Linked DNA regions of Homo sapiens: region 2 is linked to region 1. Evidence: chromatin loops called from intact Hi-C (ENCODE). Cell type or tissue: OCI-LY7. All regions are shown on one strand. Links, peaks and the distances in the headings refer to the core of each region. The heading gives the core; the rest is flanking DNA. Region 1 overlaps RNF144A (ring finger protein 144A). Region 2 has its middle 280 kb from the start of GRASLND.

What was found. Peaks named below come from ENCODE experiments on the same cell type or tissue, not always from the same donor. Only the 100,000 strongest peaks of a DNase experiment are listed, where the experiment ranks them.
Region 2: a loop joins it to region 1, with 5 times the contacts of the local background. A loop is called at or near these places in 2 of 110 quality-filtered maps.

What each region holds. Positions count from the first base shown.
Region 1 is chr2:7,032,462-7,043,897 of GRCh38, reverse strand. RNF144A (ring finger protein 144A) reads right to left here. Exons shown (of 9, transcript NM_014746.6): 9 at 1-4,269. The coding sequence ends at 4,138. Among named protein-coding and RNA genes, the nearest start is that of GRASLND, 120 kb to the right of the region's middle. RefSeq lists an enhancer at 5,846-6,140. In OCI-LY7, for the core only: CTCF peaks have their summits at 5,768 and 5,987 (motif pointing left); a DNase peak (open chromatin) is centred at 5,957.
Region 2 is chr2:7,196,931-7,208,366 of GRCh38, reverse strand. No RefSeq gene overlaps it. Among named protein-coding and RNA genes, the nearest start is that of GRASLND, 280 kb to the right of the region's middle. In OCI-LY7, for the core only: CTCF peaks have their summits at 5,035 and 5,237 (motif pointing left); a DNase peak (open chromatin) is centred at 5,206.

The DNA of each region.
Region 1 (11,436 bases), core at 2,355-10,354:
GTATACATGTGCATGACTCATTCATGCATATTTTTATACAAGATTAAAATACACCCATAGTAAAGTGAGCAAAGAAGGAAAGAAAGGGCAGGCATGGGGCATGTAGCTACCCCTCACTGAAGGCTCCGGAACTGTGGAAGACAGAATTGCACAAATCAAAGGAAGGGTGGAGACCCTGGGTTTTTTAAACATCAAGACGGCATGCTCTCCTAGTTGTGAAGCATTAGCAATTAGGTTTTAACGCAGGCCCCTTTGTTCCTTTTGGTGTTTTTGGTAATACCTGTCATAATCCCTTCATTTTGTTTATTTTCATAAGGGCTTAGGTTAATTATCAGAAATAAACAAGCTTTGGTATTTTTTAAAGAGAACTTCATGAAGCTTTACACATGCAAAATGTTTTCCCTTGATGATCTCCTTGTGATTTATATATATACACAGGTGTGCTCACTAATAAATGAGAATCTGAGACACACACACAAAGCCCATCCTGGATCCTTTCAATCCCCTAATTTTTAAAGACTACCAAGAAAAAAATGTTTTTTTAATTTGTAAAATGACTTCTAACTTTTGCAATACAAATGAAAACAATAAACTCATCTTGAAGTAATTTTTGCATCTCTGATAGTCCCTCCCACAGGTCCTGTGTTCTAATCAGGAACTGGCCTGTGCCCTAAACTGGTTTTATGGAATAATATGTTGTCAAGATCATTTGTTCCCCTTTAAGAAAATAGGCCGGGTGGGGTGGCTCAGGCCTGTAATTCCAGCACTTTGGGAAGCCGAGGTGGGCAGATCACCTGAGGTCAGGAGTTTGAGAGTAGCCTGGCCAACATGGTGAAACCCCGTCTCTACTGAAAATACAAAAATTAGCTGGGTGAGGTGGTGGGTGCCTGTAATCCCAGCTACTTGGGAGGCTGAGGCAGGAGAATCGCTTGAACCCGGGAGGCAGAGCTTGCAGTGAGCCGAGATCCTGTCATTGTACTCCAGCTTGGGGGACAAAAGCGAAACTCCGTCTCAAAAAGAAAAAAAAAGAAAGAAAATGCCAGAGGTGGCAGATGTTGGTTCCTCTGTCCACAGCTACTCCTATGAGTTGAGGAGGAAGAACTAATTTGGACAGTTATTCCTGCAATCCGATGCTTTATCTCAGATCCTAAGTCAGTCTCTGCTACGTGGACATCTATGGTGACTGCATCTTTGCAAGGTGCTGACCTCCTATGAGGCTGCAAGCTCATCTGGCTGGGCTATGGACTACACAGCAGAGCCAGACTGAGAGGTCAGGCATTTCCAGCAAAACCTCCAAATGTGGTCAGTTACTCAAGGGCCTCAGAGAAGCCACAGGTCCACTGGGCTAAGGCCAGTCCTCACTGGCCACCCACCCTGGGCGGCAGTACAGCAGCCATGGTTGTCTAAGGGCCTTCGCCCCTTACTCCCCAGGATTAAAGGCCTCTTAGTGAACACATGCCATATGCTTCTGGGGCTTGCAGTGAACACCATCTGTAAGAGTGAATGCCATTTTTCAATGGAGACAAATTATGCCGCTTCACAGGAATAAGTCCGTCCACTCAACGCAGAACTCCCCAGGTTTTACTGGGGAATGATGGCAAGATCAAAGTCCAAACCCAGGGCCATCTGCCTGTGTGCTATTTCCATTTTACATCAAGCAGGGTTCATACTGTATTCCCATCAAAGATAAGTCTGGCACTCCTTACTAAAACAGAAGGAAATGCGAGTTTATGTATCTCAGAGTGATCTTGCTGGTATTTATATAGGAAATGGACAATTTTAATTTTATATCTAGATCAAAATGAGGAAACTGAGGCATGCTTCATACAAAAAGTCAGAGCCAGTAGGTGCCAATTTGACTGCCCCTGGCTGGCCCCAGAATCTCTGTGGTCCCTATCTGGGTTGAACTACGTGCTTGTGAAACACATCAGAGGTGAAGGCACAAGGATGGCTGGGGCTACAGATGTGCATGACTGGGCCAGAGACTCTTCCAACAGAACAGCCTGTCCCTCTAGAAATAAGGTCATCTGAGCTCTAGCCCTGGGGATGCAGCCTTTCCAAAGGCTCTGACTCTCATCCTAAGGACGGGGGTGCTACTGTGTGGGCTCATGCGATGGGCAGCAGCAATTTCAGGCAGGAAGGATGAGCATATGGTGGAGGCGTGTCCTGTGGGCCACTGGACACAGGGCCACAGGCCTCCCATGTGTGCTGGGCATGTTAAAGGGCAGTGGCTGGACAGCTGCATCCACATATCACAGGCTGAGGGCTCAAGCCCAGCCAATGACTCCCGCGTGGAGTTGCCACCCACCTCCAGAAAAGCTATTCTAACAGTAGACACCATCACAGCACCACAAACGACAGAGAGCCACAGCCCAGGTTCCATCCAGAAAGGGAGTCGCAGGCATGTTCTTACTGAGTTACTAAACTTGCAATTACAAGGAGAGCTTTTTGAATGTAATTTTGACACACAGGGATTTTCTAAATGGCTTCGGGTTCATAAGGAAAATCAACATGACAGGTGAAGAGTGAGGTGACGCTGTTTTTTCTAACGAATTCAATGTTAGGAAATAAGAAATAAATTTCCAACCAGGGAAAGTAAACTAGGACCTGAGACTGATACTCAAATGCAGAAGTCAAACACACACAAAGCAACATTTTAAAAATGTGCTTGTGATGGGCAAATAACTGAGATAAAAGGATTTTGTTTTACTTCTTTATAGAATGTTTAACAAGATTTTTAAAATCCCACTGTAATATAGCTACAATATTTGCCTGTTATTTTTAGAAGTTTTAAATTCAATGCAGTTTGCTTTGTAAAAGCACCTGTGGCTTTTAGAAGTAAATTCTCTTTAAAGAATACACTTTCTCCACTTTTCAAAGTCAATTGGTGGAATAATGTGTATGTGTCCTTATTAATCCCTGCATCCTGCTGCCATGGAAATGGTCACAGACAGCCCTGTAAAAGATCAAGTGGTAAAATCCCCACGTTAAAACGAAGTGAAATGGGAGGTTCTTTTCCCCAACAAGAGCAAAACGGTTAGCAACAGGACTTGGAACTGTGTAAGATATATGATTTCTCAAAATGACTAGAACATTTTAAAAATGTGAAAATCTGGCAGGCTCTTCCCTAGCCCCCAGAGTCCTCCAGCCTCTGCCAAGAGGCCCCTACATCTGCGGATCAATGAGGCTGCTTTCTTCTTACTGTCTATCTGAAGACTGAGGCCAGAGGCCAGACGGCAGCAATTCGGAGGAGAACCATTGCCGAGCAAAGCAGTGGGATTGAATACAATAAAAAGCGTTTTCTGCTACCTGGGAGAGAAGGGATGAGGCCCATGAGCTGAGCTGAATCACCAAAGAGAGAAAACAACAAAAGGCAAATCTAATGGAGATGAGATGTTCCTTTAAACACGTCAATATTATCAAGGAAATGCAACAATATAGGAAGCACACTTATAACAGTACACAGCTTACAGCGTTCAAAAAGTTACTACAGCAAGTTTCAAGAAAAACACAAAGAGTGCATAAGGCTTTCTAAATCTCCTGAAAAGTCGTTTAACTATAACTTCTTAAAATGCACATTTCAAGAAAGGCATAGGATGGTTTATATGCACCTTGTTGATTTTCACTACTCAGTTGGAAAAAAAATACCTTCTAAAAAGGATTTTACTAAATGCCATTAGTAATAAAAACAGTTGTCATAAACAGAGTGCTTCTCTCAAGCTGGAATAATCAGATTCTGTCTGAAGAGAGTGGCAGTCCTTAAAAGACTTCTCTGACAACATGGTGCCATCTAGAAGCCAAGGAGCAGAAAGTCTCTTAGGCCATCCCCAGACATGCCTAGTCTACCACAGAGAGAAAGCTGCCTGGTGCACTTCTCACAGCACCTCCCTGTCATCTGCAGAGATTGATCTGTGGGGATGTGCGCTACCCACACCTGCCTCCCCTCCCCACCACACCTGGGGCCTCAGCGAACATTGTGACATAGGTCCCTGAAATCACGGCGTCCAGCCTGACACTGTGAAGCTCAATGGGGCACATAAGGCAAGAAAGATGTTTAGTGAAGGGGGGACGGTGGGGAGGGTTGGGGGAGAGCCACACTTCCCGGAGGCAGGGATGTGTTCCAGCATCGCGCTTCCTCTAGGTGGGTAACGGGTCGTCGTCACCTTTACTGCACTTGCACTTGCAGCAAAGTACAAAGGGAGTGGCCAGGAGTAGGAAAGGTGAGGCCACCAAGAGCAGCAGCCCAAATCCTGCAAAAATGCCCACAACCTGGAAGAAAGAAACAAAGGGGTAGAGGTAAGGAGGGCTGGTCTGTAGGTTCCAGAGCTAAAGTGTAAACCACACAACCAGCTACCCATCCATCCATCCATCCATCCACCCAACCATCCATCTATCCATCCATCCATCTACCCATCTAGTCATCATCTACTCATTCATCCATTAACCATCATATATCTCTCTATCCATCCATCCACCTACCCATCCATCTATCCATCCATCCATCTACCCATCTAACCATCATCTACCCATTCATCCATTAACCATCATACATCTCTCTATCCATCCATCCACCTACCCATCCATCTATCCATCCATCCATCTACCCATCTAACCATCATCTACCCATTCATCCATTAACCATCATCCATCTCTCCATCCATCCACCTACCCATCCATCTATCCATCCATCCATCTACCCATCTAGTCATCATCTACCCATTCATCCATTAACCATCATCCATCTCTCTATCCATCCATCCACCTACCCATCCATCTATCCATCCATCCATCTACCCATCTAACCATCATCTACCCATTCATCCATTAACCATCATACATCTCTCTCTCCATCCATCCACCTACCCATCCATCTATCTACTCATCCACCCATCCATTTACCCATCCATCCAACCATCCACCCACCCATCAATACCTAGCCATCACCCACGCATCTATCCATCTAACCATCATCCATCTATCCATCCACTCTCATCCATCTATCCATCCATCCATCATCCATGCATCCATCCACCCATTCACCCACTCACCCACCCATCTCTTTATTCATCCACCTATCCACCCATCTACCCATCCATCCACCCATCCACCCATCTATCCATCTAACCATCATCCATCTGCCCATCAATTCACCAGTCTATACCCTTCCATTCATATACCCACCATCTACCCACCCACCCACTCATCTGCCCACTATATATCCATCCACCGACTATACATTCTTCCCTTCATTTTTCCCTCATTCTTCTTTTCCACCTCTTCCTTTCCCTTCCTTCTCTCTCTCCACCCTTTTCCATCTAAACACCCAAACATCCATACATCTATATATCCTATTAACTAACAAGTTTCCTCTCAGCAGCCACCCTGACCCAGACACTGCACTTGACACTGCAAATACAGAGGTGCATACATCTTGGCCCTCGAGGAACACCCTGTCTGGCAGAAAAAGACCAAGATCTAATCAACTGATAACAAGACATTCTACAGAAACTGCCATCAGGTTCCAGGGGTGCAGCCCCACACACCCCCGCCATGTGAGTGACAGACACCATTTGCTAGGGGAAAGGAGGGTTTCCAATGGCAGGTGGCTGAGATAATGGAGACAAGCAGGTTGTTACTACAGAAGAAAGACTGGAATAGTGCATTTCCGACGAGAAAACAGAAAAGACACAGGCATGGTGCATCAGAGAATGACCTGGCCCCCTGTCCTTCCTGGAGTCTAAAGCCCAATACTGACTGTTACGTATTTTGATTTTTGCTTGAAAACATGTTTATCCCTAGTTATGAGTAAAGGCCAAAAGAAATAAGCCTCAAATGCAGACATGCCATCATCTGAGTCAGGCGGCATGGCTGGTCAAAGAGGCACAGAGCCTGCTTTCCAGCCGGCCTCGCCATTCACAGAGTCCCAACCCAGGCAGGCAGCCTGCAGAAATGAGAGCGAGGACAGGGCTAGACCGCCACCTAGTGTTCAGTGTGGCCAGTAAATGCAAGCACCAGCACATGGTTCTCATTCCAACTCAGCCTTCACTTCTCCCTGGGTCTGTTTTCTCATCTATAAAATAAACAAATGAAGTAAAAGATCTTTACGGGCCATTATCAGCCCTAAAATATGAGACTCTACTAAAGCATCCCAGATGTGTGGAACAAAGTATACCTCGACTGAGATTTCTCCTGAAAATCAACACCAACACATGCACACGTACGTGCATACGTGTATAAATTAGATTGCATTTAATAAATTATGCCACATTGCATTTATACATTGGATTGTGCTAATGCTGGGAATCCATGCCTGCTGCCCAGCTGGCTACGTTCATTTGTCTGAACAACATATCAACGGTGGAACTACCCAGTGTGAATTCAGGTTGTGCTTTACTGAAATCACGTGCACGCTGATATGCAGAAGGCATAAAACATGCAGTAAGCTCTACCCTATTTGAAGGGAAATTTTGAGCAACCTCGACTACCTGGCACACAACTGTCAGTCTTGAAAGAGCCACACATTCTTTGCAGTCAAAATAATGCCAAAATCCTGGACCAAATGATCACATTCTTAGCCAATCACACACCATCTTCGCTTTTCACTCAGTCTACCTCGTCTCTAAATTTGCCTGCTGTTTGAGAAGCCGGGTTACCCAACGTATTGCCAATTGGTGACAGGCAGATGCAGGTACTGCCAGTTACGCAGCCAGCAGTAAAAAATGAGACAGGAAGCAAATATCACAAAGCAAAAAGAACCACTGTGTGTGTGTGCTGTGGATGTGTGTCAGATACTTGATCACAGAAGGCAGAGGGATGGGTAAACAGTTTCAGGCTCCAGAGAGAATCTGTACAGCACAGCTTCGTTCGTACTGGCAAACCCTAAGATTTAAAGGAACAGTTACCCCTTCCCATGAAGTTTCTTAGATGTGTGCTACTTAAAGCCAGAACACTCTTTCTGCAAACCATTCTAAGTTCCCATGCACAGCCCGGCACCTCTCATAATCAATGTCCGACCCAGGTTTATGGGACGAGCCAGTTGAAACTGACAAGGTTCTGAATGGCTGCCCCCAGAGAATTCTTGTACAAACCACATTCAAGGGCTTGGAAAACTAAGCCAAAATCTGAGATCTGGTAAGGTGAATGGAACACTATTAATTCACTGAAACTAGGTAACTGAAGGTGGCACAGACAAGTTCAGAATCACAGTATCATATTTGATCCCTGGATTATAATCCAGTCTAATTTTCTCATTTCACAGATGCAAAATCTATACCCAAAAAGCTATTCCAGAGGTCCAATATTTGTTTAAAACAGACAGAGCTTAGCATCCTGGTGTAAGTACAAGAGATAGATCGTGCCTATTTCACTGATCTCAGTGAGAAATACCCTTAGAACAGTCACTGCATGTGGCTTCCAGGACATAAGCATTTCTGGAAGGAACACCTGGTCCTTCGGCTCAGTCTCTGAAACTATCACTGTGCACCCCTCCACGGATGCATGTGAATACAGAAGATCAGTAATCAGCTGGCTTTCGTAAATACCATCCTTTGGCTAAAAATGAGCTCTTTATCAAAGATGGACTGGGGTAAAGAAAGTTTCCTTTCACTTCTCAGAAGAGAAGGAAGAGCTGGTTTTGGGTAAGATTCTCCCTTGTCAGATGCTGATGTCCTAAGGAAGTAAGGTTACTCTAGAGAAAATGAAATGCTCCTCCACACGATGGCTGATTTCTGGGATAGCGCTGGAAAAAGGCCGGCAAGCACTTCATGCAATCGTGTGCACAGCGAATGCACAGGAGGGCAGATGGACAGGGCACAGGTGCGGCTCACAGCACCCACACTCACTCCAGCAACCGCACAGTCAGTCCCACGTGAGACATCTGCCCACCGTGCGGTCTTGCATTCGCGGCCACTCTGCTGGTTTTCATGCTCATTTACTTTAACAGGAGACTCTGCTATACTGAATAAAAAATGTATCACTTGCGATGAAACAAACTGTACAATAACTTTATGCAACAAAGACAATTCTTCCTTTACAGCACTGTTTTCCGTTTGACAAGAGTGCCAGGTAAGATGCAAGTGGCATATAAAACCTCTGCTCCCGTAAAAAATAATGAAAGCAGCCTGCAATCTCAAAGAGACACGTTGGAATTCCCCCAAATCTCTTAGAATAATCTTACTGAGCTTCACATCTAAAGGAGGAAGAACTGGGGAGAAGGAACCTTTCAAAATGACCCTGAAAGTTGGGAATCACAGGACACTGAATTCAGGGCATGTTCTGAGTGCTCCTGAGGTTTGAGTGGAGCAAGCCCCTATGTGACAGAGAAATGTGTCCCCAGGGAGCCAATGAAACCTGACTTGGGCAAGAAGTTCTAACCCACAGCAGGGTCAGTGACAGAGGGTGGCCCAGCTGACCCATTTGTAGGACGGGAAAGCAATTTGGTGGGTCAAGATGAGGACTTTAGTAAACAGAGCAGAACAGAAAATGCAGGAGCACAGAGTGGGGAAGTTATGTCGATGTGGGTGTGCACAGGGATGTTTTATGGGTTACAAGGTACTACACTGGTACATGTCTCCCTGTGGGCTGCAGTCAAGTAAGATTCCAAAGACGCTGCTCAGCACGTGCTGTGGCCTGGGCTCTTTAGAGACACGTAACGGGAGAAGCAGGAGCTGGAGCAAAGCCTTAAAAATGGATGGGAGGGATATAGCTTGACAGGGAGAAGGAACAAAACAGGGCAAGAGAGAGACACAGGAGTGGAGAAGGCAGAACAGCAGGCCATCCTGAGCGGGCTCCTCTGAGGCCACAAGGCTGGCAGATTCTGCTTTGCAGAGATGAAGATGACAAGGGAGGCCAAATGTGGAGGACCAAGAGGCTCAGCAGAAGTCTTCAGGTTATGCCCCGTCTGAGCATTTTATTCTGCTGCTCTAAAACCTTCTCTGGCTCCCTAGTGCCATACAGACTTAAGTCTACAGCAAGACACCACACCCTCTCCAAGGCCAATCACGACTCTGCCCCTAACTTCCCATCAGCTGCACTCCCGAAGGCTCCCCAGCCGGCCCCAGAGTGTCCCATTCTGTGCCTCCGCTCACACTGTCCTCTCCTCCTTCAAAGCACTTTCTGCAACATCCAGTATTTAGGACTTTTATGGTCTGATTCAGGTGCCACTCATTTCATACTATTTTTCTTGAATATTCCAGCTTGTTGAATTATCAAGAAATAATTCTTGGCTTCTAATGTCTCACCCTGCCTTGCGATCTTATGAGTTTCCCACAGCCTGGCAGGTGCACGTGCCACAAAGGCACCTGGTGCTACCAGGTGTCCTTCACAGCACTGCACTTGGGAGCACGCTCAGTGCCGTAGCAGCCCGGAGGAAGGACAGGGCAGGGGAGATGCCGGAAGCCTGAAAACTAGGCAGGAGGTGGCAGAAGCGAGCTCTTTACACGGACTCATTTCCAAAAGGCAGACAGAGATGAGTCCGAGCAAAGCTGGGGCTCCTAAGGAGGGTGGGCGTCCACTCAAACGGCTGCACGCTGTCGCTTGCTACAGCTTGACACTCCTGGCTGCTCTGTTTCCCCAAACACTATCGCTCCAAGTCTCACCGCACTTTTGTGAACTTTTTTTTTTTTTTTGAGACAGAGTCTTGCTCTGTCGCCCAGGCTGGAGTGCAGTGGCACGATCTTGGATCACTGCAACTTCTGCCTTCAAAGAAAGGAAGAACTATTAGGTGTCATTAGAGAGGTGGTGTTACTCCTGTCCCTCCCTAGGAGAAACAAAAACAGTTCTTCCTGTCTTTGAATGGGGACGAACAAGCTCCAAGTCATCCACTTCCACCTTCTCCTCACCAGGAGCAGAACCAGAAAATAAAGCAGCTCTCATGGCTCCTGGGACGGGGACACAGCAACCCTTTGCTCCCTGCCCGGCCCCTGTGAAGTTCCCCACGTGTAGAAAGCCGCCGAAGGCACGAGGACCATTAGCCCTGTGGAGAGGGCTGCGAGTCAACACCCACGGCCAAACGGGTCATTCGCGATTTTGCCCGTGCACTACTTCCAAAGATAACTGTGCCCCAGGCACAGGACCAGTGCCAAAGAGGTTACAAAGATGAGCAAAACAGGTCCCTGCTCCCAAGAGCACTTTTCTGTATCCTAAGAGATAAGACCCAGATGAGCACTGGGCTATGACCAGAGTGGGGTGGGTCCACATGGGAGGGAGGGCTCTTCTTGGATGACAGTCACACACAAGAGACTTCACGGAGGAGGTCACACCTGGATTGGGCCACAGAGAAGGTTAGAATGTGGATGTGCAGAGCTGGGCAGGAACAGGAGAAGTAGAGGAAGAGAGTGATGAAGACCAAGCTGGCAGCAACGGCCAGGGCAAAGGAGAGAGGCAGGGAAAGCACGGGCGCTGCAGGCCAAAGTTCAGAGTGAGCCTGGAGGAGCAGGGAAGATGCGGCTGCCAAGACCCATGCTCAGGCTCTCCCAGGTTCCAAGACCAGTGGGCCTTTGGCAGCTCCAGGGCACGATGGCGTGAGGATATCTGACTGCCAGCCCCAGCTGAGGCCCAAGCCAGCAGCCAGATCAAGCACCAGAAGCATGGGGCACGGGCCTGCAGGGGCTCCTGCCCAGCTTCAGAGCTGCCCCGGCTGATGCCACGTGGGCCGCACATGGGCTGGCTTGGCTGAGCCCTGTTCACACCACAGATTCCAGAGCAAAATACATGTGAGGATGGTAAGCCTGAGTATGTGGGAGGCTTGGCACCCAGCAACAGCCAGCCAGAGTCCCTGTGGAAAGCACCTGCTCTCACCTGGAACTCACCTTCTCTACAGGGAAACTGCCAGAGTTGGGCAATGGTTTCCGAGTTCTCACCAAGCTCTGACTCAGTTTCTGCCAAGGTGCACACAACAGCATCCACTCACACGGTGGCTGTGCAAATGCCGGGTCCCCCGAGTCAGCACCCAGTCACCCCCTACCTACAGCCCAGGGAAAACCAAGTACAGAAGAGGAATGCAGCCTCCTGGCAGTTTCTATGCTGCGTGGGGAGGGGGGTGTAGGTGTTGTTATGGGTTGAATCCTGTCCTCACAAAACAATATATTGAAGTTCTAGCCCCCTAGTATCTCAGAATGTGACCTTCTTTGGAAACAGGGTCTCTGTAGATGCAATCAAGTTACCATGAGGTGATTAGCGTGGGCCTCGATCCCATACCACTGATGTCCTGATAGAAAGGGGGGATTTGGACAATGATGGAAGACGAGGTGGAGACGCACAGGGAAGAGGCAGCCGGAGGAAGACGGAGGATTGCAGTGACGCATCGATCTGTCCAGGAATGCCGCAGATGGCTGGCGAACCACAGAAGCTGGACAAGGCCGGAGGGACTCTCCTACAGGTTTCAGAGCAGGCAGGGCCCTGCTGACACCTCGATTTCAGAATTCTGAGCTCCAGGAC
Region 2 (11,436 bases), core at 1,245-9,244, 170 kb before region 1:
GGCGGTGGGAGTGGGAGGAAGCACGGAGATCTGCTACCTGGAGCTTCCCCAGCTGTCAGCAGATGAAGTGGCCTGATGCAGCGTAGGGCCATGGGGACTGGTTGGAACCATGCAGTGGCCAGGCTCGAATTGCAAAGCTGAAGTTTCTCTGCTGTCTTCTTCTTTTTATTTCATCCTTAACAGTGGGGCCAGTTTTCTGTGTCTAAATACACACATGCTAACTGGGGAGCAGGGACAGGGGGAAGAGAGGACTTTGCATATTCAAAATAATGACAATAAAATGCACCGCAATGTATTTAACCAAAGGAAATCATTGAGATGCTCAAAGACCGTCATATGGTGGAGGGAGAATTCTGTTTTTCCCTAGAAGTCAGTAAACGCACTGATTTGGAGAGAGGATAAAGATTTCTTCATAAAATAAAAAACAGACTCTCCAAAAGGGAAGTTTTACTGGATGAAATCAACAGCACTGTGAGGCGGTGAGTTCCGTGACTGCCTGGCAAGCCTTCTAAGGAGGCCAAGTTATCCTTTCCACGGGCCCTGCAGCCAGGACTCTTGCACTAAGTAGAACATTGAGGTCAAAATGCAATGCAGGCTCAATGACTCCACAGGCGTCTGCGAGTAGAAAGTGAGTGAGACACAGGCCTCATCAACATGGAGCCTGGTGCCTTGCTATAGCACTTGGAGCACAGCCCGTGAGTTCAGCATTGTGGTTACCAGTGCAGACTCAGTAATGCAGCAGGAACCGCCCGCGTTTGTAGAGTACATCCCCTGTGCCACTCACATCATCCCCTGTGCCACTCACATCCCCTGTGCCACTCAGCACTTAGGATGCACTGCGTCATAGGCTCCTGACACTGTGGCTCATACTTAACATCTATTAAGGTTACAGAATAGCAGGCAGAGGACCTGGGATTTGATTCAGGTTGTATGACCCCAAAACACGCTCTAATCACTTTCCTAGACAGCCCATTAGAAGCATCCTTTAACCACAGACTGAACGATCTTTTCCAAGGTCCTATGTTCTGTAACTTACCCGGCAGAGAAGCAGCCAGAAGCTGCCTTCTTACATGAGACTAAGTGCAGCTATTTAATGAAGATGACTTGGGCGTCTAGCGTAGGTTAGCAGGTACCTAGTCTATGAAGACACGGAAGATAGTGGTTTCTCTCACGGGAGCTCAGACGGCAGAAACTACAAATGGCCCCGTTACAGGCCGGGCATGGACCAGGGGTCATTTGTAGTCTGATTCAATCTTCATATCGCACCCACTGTGTAGCTCTTACCATCCATTTTGATGTAAAGATGCTGAGTCTCCAAACATTGAACTAAATGTTGTAGGATTATGACTAAAGAATGGAGCAGAGATTTGCATCTAGGCTCTAGCTAGGACCCGTGTTTCAGCTCGCAGCTCACCTCACAAGCACGTGTATGTCAAGAGCAAAAGAAGATTCCATTGCAGAAGGATTTGGGGAAATTCGAAAAGTCCTGAGTGTAGAAACACCCCTCATTATTTTACAGCAGACCTGGTGCTGATGGGTGAACATGTCACTTGTGAGCTATAACCCAGGGTCATCACCGCTGTCCGTGAGGCTGACTTTGCAGCAGCTGGATGGAGCCAGAAGCAATGAAGTTTCCTGCTTGTCCCCAGCTGACAACGGGGGCACCAGCCTTTTAGTCTCCCCTTCCCAGAGAAGCAGTCTTGGCCAGTGCCTTGGAAACAGGAAGCTCCCCACTCCATGACTGCCCATAGAGCCTGCACAGATGGAGGAGTTTCCTCATCCTTCTGAATGATCTCACAGCCAATTGGCTTGACTCTGCCTAAAAAGCCAAACGTGTATTTTCTGGGAATCACTATAATGTGTTCTCTGCTGAGTATCGCCGGGGAACTATGATAAGAAGGTGTCTGCCACTTTCAGTGATTACATCCCACAGGGTGGAGTCCGAGTCAGCCTCATCATAATCGCTGATATTTGCTCCCCAAGTTGTAGTCTACAAGGAGCTTTAGCAGGTCTTGCCCGAGCAGATTTCCCAACATCCTAGGAAGTTGGATGGACAGCTATCATCTCACTTTATGGTTGAGGCAATGTTGTGGTAAAGTTTGCAAGTGACTTCCTTAGTTAGTTAAAGACACAGCAAGGGTTTGTATCCCATTTTGATGATGTAAGAGGCCTTTTCATACATTGTCACACCAAATACCAGGTAATCATGCCTTGTGCTGAATAAACAACAACAACAAAATATCGGGGTTTCCACTGCCTTCCTTTCTGTTGCATCTGAGTTTCTGGAACTTTATGCTATTGTGTTTGAGCATCCCCTTAGTTAGGGTTATGAAGATGAATTCCACAGGAGAGGAGGCACAAAGGAAGCCCAGCTGTGTGCCTGAACCCCTGGGAGTCCTTCCTTGCGTGTCCTCCCGTGTTGATTGGTGTGGAGAGCAGCATGCCTCTGGCACAGTGCAGTGCATCAATTTTCCTGGCCACGCTGTAGCCTGCACTCACGCCTGCCACAAGCTTAGCTATTCACGGATTCCTCCGTGTCTCATGGCCGTCCTTGCTGATGGACTGCGAACATGGTGTACTGTCCTCTCTGCTTGGCCATAGCAGCTAGCCACAAGGGGATGACTTATCTGTACTAAACCAAGATGGAAAGGGATGGATTCAGAGAAGCTTCTATCCCCTAAGAGAGCATGCCTGAAGGACAGGCATGTTCTGAAAGATAAGAGAGCACCAGCCGGTCAGAACGGAAGATGTTCTGTGGCTGGGGCACAGATTGCAGGGGCGATGGCAGGATGGGGTTGGCCATATGAGTAGGGCCTGGTCTGCTGTGGGAAGGAGCTTGGAATCTGAAGAGGCATGGACAGTTGGTGAACACTGTCAATACGACTTATATAGTGAATACAAGGAAACATAAGAAGGAGTCCTCCTGTCCTCATCTGTAAAATGGAGCTGATATTGGTGGCACCCCATCAGGCTGCCATGGTGACTCAGGGAGGTGGTGAGATAGTTGCACAGAGCAGCTGGGATGTCCCCACATGTGGTGATGCCTCATCCACGGGAGTTCAGTGGAGGCACACTGTGAGCTGGATCCTGTTTTATTTACTCCTCCCAACTGTGTGCAGAAGTTCTTTTATAATAGCTCCACTTCGCAAATGAAAAAAAAATGATGATCAAACAGCTAAGGACAGTTGACTTTGTCAGCATTACACGTGTATACATCTGTCTACAATTAAAGTATTAGCTCCATAAGAAAAAAAAGGGCCACGTTTTCCCTGTCAGCCTCTTCCCTAACACCCACACCCCCACAGTGATTAGGACCTAGAAATCACATCATTTCTTTCATCAACCAAAATATAATGAATAAAAATAAAATAGCAGGGACAATGAACATACTAATGATTTTTTATTGTTTCAGGCTTGGTGCTTGGCACAAGAAATACAAAATGTAATGTTTGTGCTGGGCTCGGTGGCTCACACCTGTAATATCAGCACTTTGGGAGGCTGAGGCAGGTGGATCACTTGAGCTCAGGAGTTCAAGACCAGCCTGGGCAACTTCGTGAAACTCCGCCTCTACTAAAAATAAAAAATAAAAAAACTTAGCCAGGCACGTTGGCACACATCTGTGGTCACAGCTACCCAGAAGGGTGAGGTGGGAGGATCACTTGAACCCAGGCGGTGGAGGTCGCAGTGAGTCCAGATCATGTCACTGCACTCCAGCCTGGGTGAGAGAGTGAGACCCTGTCTCAAAAATAAATAAATAAATAAATAAAAACAATGTTAAGGACATCAAAATCTAGTAATTAAAAGTGATTTATAATTGTAATCCCTGCTCTGGGGTTGAGGGTTACATATTTTTTAGCCTTTCCTCAATTTTATATCTGTCTGTCACAAATTAATGACTAATATCACACCCAGCACAAAGTAAGCCTAAATTTTGGTTTCCATTTTTTCCTTTTGCATTTGAGAAGATATTGAAACAAAAACAATAACTAACCATAATAGTTTCATTTCATCTTATAAATCACTTGCAAATGTTTTCTTTGCAGAAACACTACTTGTTTATATACTGAAACATACTAGAGATGGTCTTATTCAATCTATTCAGCTACTGAGTAGAATTTCAGGGCAGCAAAATGCACTGATTCTATTGGGTGTAAGGATAAATAAAAACCTTTTTTTTTCTGTCCTTCTCTGTCTTTCTAAGGCAACAAATAAATCTGTTTCAGAGCTGATTTTATCCTAAGTTCTTTCTAGCGCCCTTCCCTTTGCAGAAATGTTGTATTAGTCAATGGAACCTGACATTTATATTCATCACTATTCTTTTATGAACAACTCCATGTGTTTTGCTTGCATTTCTCTAAGTTTCTACCCTTAGCTGAGCGGGTCCATATATCAAGAGTAATGTCAACCAGCACGACATCCAACAATCACACTCTGACTCCAAGACTTTTGTAAACAGTCCGTTTTTAAATAAAACCTAAGTTTTAAGGTGAAAGGTTTACTTATAATTTACATGCTATTATCTTAAAAATATAGCTTCAACTTTTAGCAAAAATTAATTGCTTTGTAAATCCTGATTTTCAGAAGCTGTGACATCTCTTCTAGTGTGATGACTGGCCTCTTCCATGATAGAATGGAGAATTTTGTAAGAAGTATGTTTGATTCTCAAGTGGGAAACCTTTGAGTACACGCAGGTCATATCACAGAACAAAGAAACAAATTTAGGCAATTCCAAATTTAGGCGGTGACACTTTCCTACATAGAACTCTTTGTTTAAATATTATTTATGCATCAAGGATTAGCTCATTTCAAGATAAAGTCACTGTTTTCCTCTCCCTTTGGGACTAATAAAATAAAACCTTATTAAATAAAAAGTAATTGACAAATAATTCCTGAGAGCATCAGAGCCACCAACTTGTTTTCCAAAACAGAAAAAACAGTGCTTACATTATTTTATTCTTGTGATGCTATCTTAACTTTGGGGGGGGGAAGGTTAAATTATTCTGAAAGCTATGAACCATCTACATATTTATTCTTTTTAAAGGTTCTGTGGTGTGTTAGCATCTGTATTGCCAGAAAACAAAATTTTCTTCAAAGTTATTCTTGGGCAGGCCTGGGACTCAACCCATATGTCTCACAGTTAGTTGCAGCACAAGGCTTTAATTTATGAGGCTTGTTCCAAACTCGTCTGCAGTGTTACTTGGTTCGGTGAATGTGTTGCGCCACCTATTGGTGGGCCCTCAGAAGTTCACTTTTCATTATTAGACGATAACATGTTTTAAGCATTTCATAAAAATCATGTTTTTTGAGGGTCTTCAAGATTTCAGAGTATCAGGGTGAAGATGAACAAAATATTACTTTCATTAAATTATTTTCTCTACAGTAACTGAAAAGGCATTATTTTTCCACGTAAGTCCTTAGACCGGATGAATTAGTAGAGAGAGACAAAGAAGTATTTTTTCATCCGCCCTAGACTTCTCTTAAAATACCTTTGCTGGCTTTTCTTCTGAGCCGTCTCTTAGGGAGATCAAATACACGTCTGTGCATCGGCTCGTAAAGAAGGAGAAGAACACCATGATGGCCTAAGAAAAAAATAATCACATAAAAGAGTGAGAATCAGGCTCGACTATTTTCTTTCACCATTTGTGGAGATACATACAATTTGAAGACTCAAAATCCCTTGTGGATAGAAGCCGAGGGAGAATTTCACAGTACATAATTTTCAAACAACAAATATCTTTCAGAAAACACCTATACCTTATTATAGCCTTCCTAAAACCACCCTGGCCTTGCTCTCTTACAGACTGCTTTTTCCTCCCCGAAATACTAAATAACTGAAAGCATCAAACTGCAGAAAAGGTTGAAGTTTTGTGCTTTTCATGAAGATTAGGGGAAAATCAACGCAAGCAAAAATGCTATTTCCAGTGATGTTGAGTACCTTGATTCATATCTTCCTTTGTGTCTTTAGAAGAAAAATATCACAGGTGTATACATATGTCCCAACTCATCAAATGTATATATTAAATATGTGCAATTTGTTGTTTTTCAATTATACATCAATAAAGCTTTTAAAAAAATCTGGAATTGGATAAGACAGAGAAAGTACTTTTAGCATTTTCTGTTAATACATCTCCCCAAATAATCACCATTTTCTTCCTTTTTTAATCCTTAGTATAACAAAGGGCAGTTGGGCAGCTATTGATGGGGAAACTCAGCAGTCAACTGGCTTGTAAATTAGAATCTGTGGTTGTAAAAACGGATTTGTATATCACGGGGAGTGGGGAGTGTGTCTGCCTTGTAAATTTAATTAAACAGCAGGTGCAAAAATCAGGTCGTATGGCTTTGATGTGCCCCGTGCGAGGATGACAACTAGACAATGATTCTAATATGAAGAAATTTGCATACATTTGCATTGGATAGCAGAGAGCACTGAGCTCTCACCACTTTCATATTTTATTTCTAGGAAGTTGAATAAGATTTGAACGAGCACTTTCTATTTAGGCATTGCAGAAAAATACAAGCAAGGTTTTAGCAGGAACACAGAAGACCATGTGGACTGAAGCTAAGCTTTCCTGACACACACTTCGAAACACAACCACCCTTGCTGAAAAATACAGAATGCCTAGAAATGGAAAAAAAAAATAGAGAGCAAGGAAGGAAGAAAAAAATGTATTGTATTTCTGGGTTTTAAATCTTTCACAGAGAGTGTAACGTTGATTAAGATCTTCCTTCCTGGGGCTCTATCCTGGGGTGTCACACCATTCTCTGTTTCCACAGTCAGCACTATACATTCAGAAATGATAAAGATTGGAAAAAAGACTTTTCCCATACAGCAAATTGCATTTGATATAAATAGTTTTTTTTTAAATAATGTATTTTCCTGACTTATGGGATAGGCCATATTTTTGATAACAGCAAACTGGAGTTTAGTATAAACATCATTCTTCTGCTCCTTGCGATTTCTTGCTCAGGTATTAGAACACAGTAAATAAACAGTCACTACGAGAACCCAGCATTATTTTTAAGGTGCTGTAGGCACCGTACCTAGCACAGAGGTGCTGTAAAATAGCACTAAAGAAAGAGGCTCCAGATAATTAATCTGCAAGACCCTGATACTCAAGAGTACCCTCTTGTATAATTTTATTCCTTTACAGGTTCCCAGCTCCTCATCAAGAATCATTCTGGCCTCTTTACTCACAGCCACTCTGCATCTCAGTGTCTGGAGTTTCTGGTTCTGAGACCGTAAGAGATTGATCCCCAGTTCTGTAGCACCCTTCTCCTGAGTGGAGCCAGTGTTCTCTCAAGCATAGCAGAGTTGGGTATTCAACTATAAATCCTACCGATCTTTAGGGATGCTAAAAGATCCAACGTCGGAAGAAAAGATGAAACTGGGTTGTCTGCAAATTTGCTTTGACTATTATTTATTGAAACCAAATTCTACTATTATGTATATTTAGGAGACTTCAGACAAGTCAGCTTGTAAATGCACAATTATTTAATTATAACATCATATAACTTATTCTTTGTTCTAATTAACTTGCTAAAAGTCATAAATGTGATAAAAATATCTTATAATACTTAGGAAGGAGGAAAACCTGTTTTGTATTTTTAATCTTAAAGTGCATTTTTCAAACATTCTGTATTCTAATTGGGCATTGAGTTACTTGTCTTCCCCCTTGGGTTGCCAACTCCATGAAGACAGGAACTACTTCATTTTGTAACTACAGTGTCCTTAGTATTTAATCCAGTGTCCAGCATATGGTAGGAGTTGCTAAATATGGTTGACTAATTGAAATAGTGAAAAACTAAGTGAAGATCAAGTATAGGTGCCTAGGCTGTGAAGAGACAGCATGCGCCAGGTGCTAAGAAAAGGTCCTGGTCGTTAGGACGTACATGGTCTGATAGGACGCAGAGACACAGACTCAAAGCAGGACTATGCACAGACATGTGATTCCAGGTTCCAGTGTTTTGTTGAGGAAAGAGAAGGCATTGTGAGGCCCATCATATGAGTAAGTGCGATCAACAGCGACTGCTTGGTAAAGGTTGCTATGGTCCTTATGCAATGGTCATTAATGGTCCTTAAAGTCTTGAAAGGAGATGCCTCCCTGTAATTCAGCTTGCTATTGTCAACCACATTTTCAGGATGGAAGGAAAGGCCAGACAGATATCCAAGTGTCACAGACTAGCTAAGTGTGTCTGTTCAGATTTAGTGGCTCCTCCCATGAGGTCTCTCCTCAACCCTAACAATGTTGAATTTAGCTAGCTGCTGGACGATGGTTGTTTATTGTCCATCTCTACAATGAAGTTATGGGCCCCTTGATGACAGGAACTATATATTCTCAATGCCTAACATAGAACCTGGCACAGAAAACATGCACATCAGTGATTGTCCAGTGAATACCTGGATTCAAGTCATGATAGCAATGGATAAAAAAATGTCCTCTCAAACCCAGGATTATGCAGTATGTAACCACAGGAGACTCTTTTCAACCCAACCCAGCCTTTCTTCTTGGAATAAGAAAGTATGCCACATGCAGCAAGCTATGCCCTCCTCTAAATAGCATTGCTTCACTGCTCACTCTCTTCTGTGCTCCTGATCGTATCACACATATCTCCATCATGGGAGCATTGTTGTGTTTGGCTTCTATGTCAGTCTCTCATATTTAATTGCAACACTGTAGAAAACAGGTATGGGTATTATCTGTCTTTGTGCCCTCAGCACCTTGTATAAAATCTAACACCTGCTAGATGATTAATAAATGTTGGTTGAATTAGTTAAATAAATTAAATGTGAATGACTCAATAGGCAAACATGTCATATTGCTTTGCTTTTCATGTGGGGATCCTGAAGAAGAACATAATCAGAACTTCTCACCCAATACTTACTGTACTGTAAATCCACTCAAATGGATTTCAGGTAGGTCAACAGTCCAGTTATCAGGGCCATCAGGAGGCTGTGCATCCAGGGGTGGCCTCTGTTGGAGAATCTGCTCTTTCCCTTGCAAATGTCTGCACACATATCATTATCTATGTCTGCCATTACCCAAGGACAAGGTCAGAAACTCCTGAAGGAGGCTTTTTTTCCTCAAGATTGCTAACTGAAAAAGAATAATATGAACTTACTATTATTTCTTCCCAGATGCAAACTCTTTCCGCACGCTGGCTTCTGCACCATGCAAAACATTTGATGTATTAAAACTACAGCTTGTCCTGGTTACACAAGTGCCCTCTCCAGTCAGTGAGCCACTGCCTAGAGAAAAAACTCACATCTTTACATAAGGAAGAAAAAGAAGCATCACACAACCTTCAGTTCTTGGTCTAGCAAGCAGCTCTCTTAAGAACCTAAAACTGACTTCTGAATGTAAAGCAAATACTATGATATTCGTTCTGAATTATTGCCACAATGAAATGGTTGGAGAAAATCTGTATCATAAAAAGTTTTACTGTTCTTCTTGAAGGATGACTTTCTTTCAAGCTGAAAACAACAACATCATTGACAAGTTTTACTTCTCAGAATATTCCAAATCCTGAGACTTCTGCATAATTCATAGCAAGCCAGCAGACAGACATGTTTGGAGTCTCAATTTTCTCATGCGCCTAATAGAAGGTGGTTGCAAAGACTGTAATATGCAAGAAAATTTTGAGAAAGTATCCAGGAGTGTTTGGTTTAGACTTCCCCTAAAACATCCATGGGCAGCAAAGTGCCTTGTAAAAAGTAGGTGCTCTGAATGGTTGGATGGACAGATGGATAGATGGATGGATGGGTGGGTGGATGGATGGATGGATGGATGGTTGGATGGATGGATAGTTGGGTAGATGGATGTGTGCATGATGGATGGATGGATGGATGGATGGATGGATGATTGGATGGATGGATGGTTGGGTAGATGGATGTGTGCATGATGAATGGATGGATGGATGGATGGATGGATGATTGGATGGATGGATGGTTGGGTAGATGGATGTGTGCATGATGAATGGATGGATGGATGGATGGATGGATGGTTGGATGGATGGTTGGGTAGATGGATGTGTGCATGATGAATGGATGGATGGATGGATGGATGGTTGGGTAGATGGATGTGTGCATGATGGATGGATGGATGGATGGATGGATGGATGGATGGTTGGGTAGATGGATGTGTGCATGATGAATGGATGGATGGATGGATGGATGGATGGATGGATGGTTGGATGGATGGATGAATGGATGGATTTGTATCCTCTGATTCTCTTTGTGTTTCTGCTCTCCTTTCCAGTGTTGAACAAGTCCCCTTGACCTTCCTTCAGATGGCACAATAAAATCCAAGCTGAGCAGCCTTTAACATTGATCTCAGTCCCATCTTAAGGGCAGCCTACTCATTACAGCTGGCCACCTGATGCTTCCCAGACCCTTGGGAGGCTGGAGTGACATCTGGAAAGCACTTTAAAGATCTTGCATTTGGGTCCTTTTCACTGGAACAGTAGAGAAAATATATATTGTGAATCACAGACATTGATGTTAGCTGCAAAATTTCTCAGTGGAGGCTCAGGCAATTATGAGAGTCTTTAGTGCGACAGATCCTAATGAGCTGAAGAGCTAGTGAATTTCCAAGGGTGAAGACAGATTTTGAAGAAAGAATCTGATACTCCAAAGAATTCTGCTGGGGTCTCGCGACGCTAATGCTACTCCGTCTTCCTTGCCAAACACTTGGTTTGACAGCTGCATTTCTCAAGATGCCTTATCATACAACTGTGTTCACACTGAACATTTCTTTTTATCCTGTGTGTAACGATCTCATGAGAAGGCAATTACTATTCAGGCTCATTGTCTTCAAGATGACTATTACTCTTCACAAATTCCTTTGATTTGATAAGCTGTGTTTCTTCCCTTCATCCCACAATGATTTTCAGCAAGTCTCTTCCAGGTTAGCAGTTATACAGATGCCTGGGGCCATCCCCCCATAACTCTGTGATAAACAGTTTCATTCTCCAAAATGCCACTTGCTGTTCTGACACCTTTAAAATGACAATTACACTATGCAGTCCTCTCTTTATATCTTTGTTTATAATTATGATTTCAAAAGTGGTGGAGATGCATATTTCTTACTTTTGAAACAAATCACAGCTTAGTTTATACTCAATGCTCTTGCCTGACATGGAGCAGAAGTGAGTGAATAGGGTGCAAGGACATCGCAGATTGGAAAGACACATGTGGGTGGGAACAGAAAGACAGCCATTGAAAAGCTTGGTTATTATAGGGAAACACCAGAAAGTACAAAATAGCCAACATGGGAAATCATAGTATTTTGCTTGCTACTTATACTTTCAGTTCCTGTTCCCTCCTTTGTTTCTTGCATGAGCTTTGGAAAGGGCAATACAGATATTTTTCTTTGTCACCCCTTCCTCCTATCATGACTTGAATTTGCTAATAAAACAAGAATCATTTTAGGTCCAAAG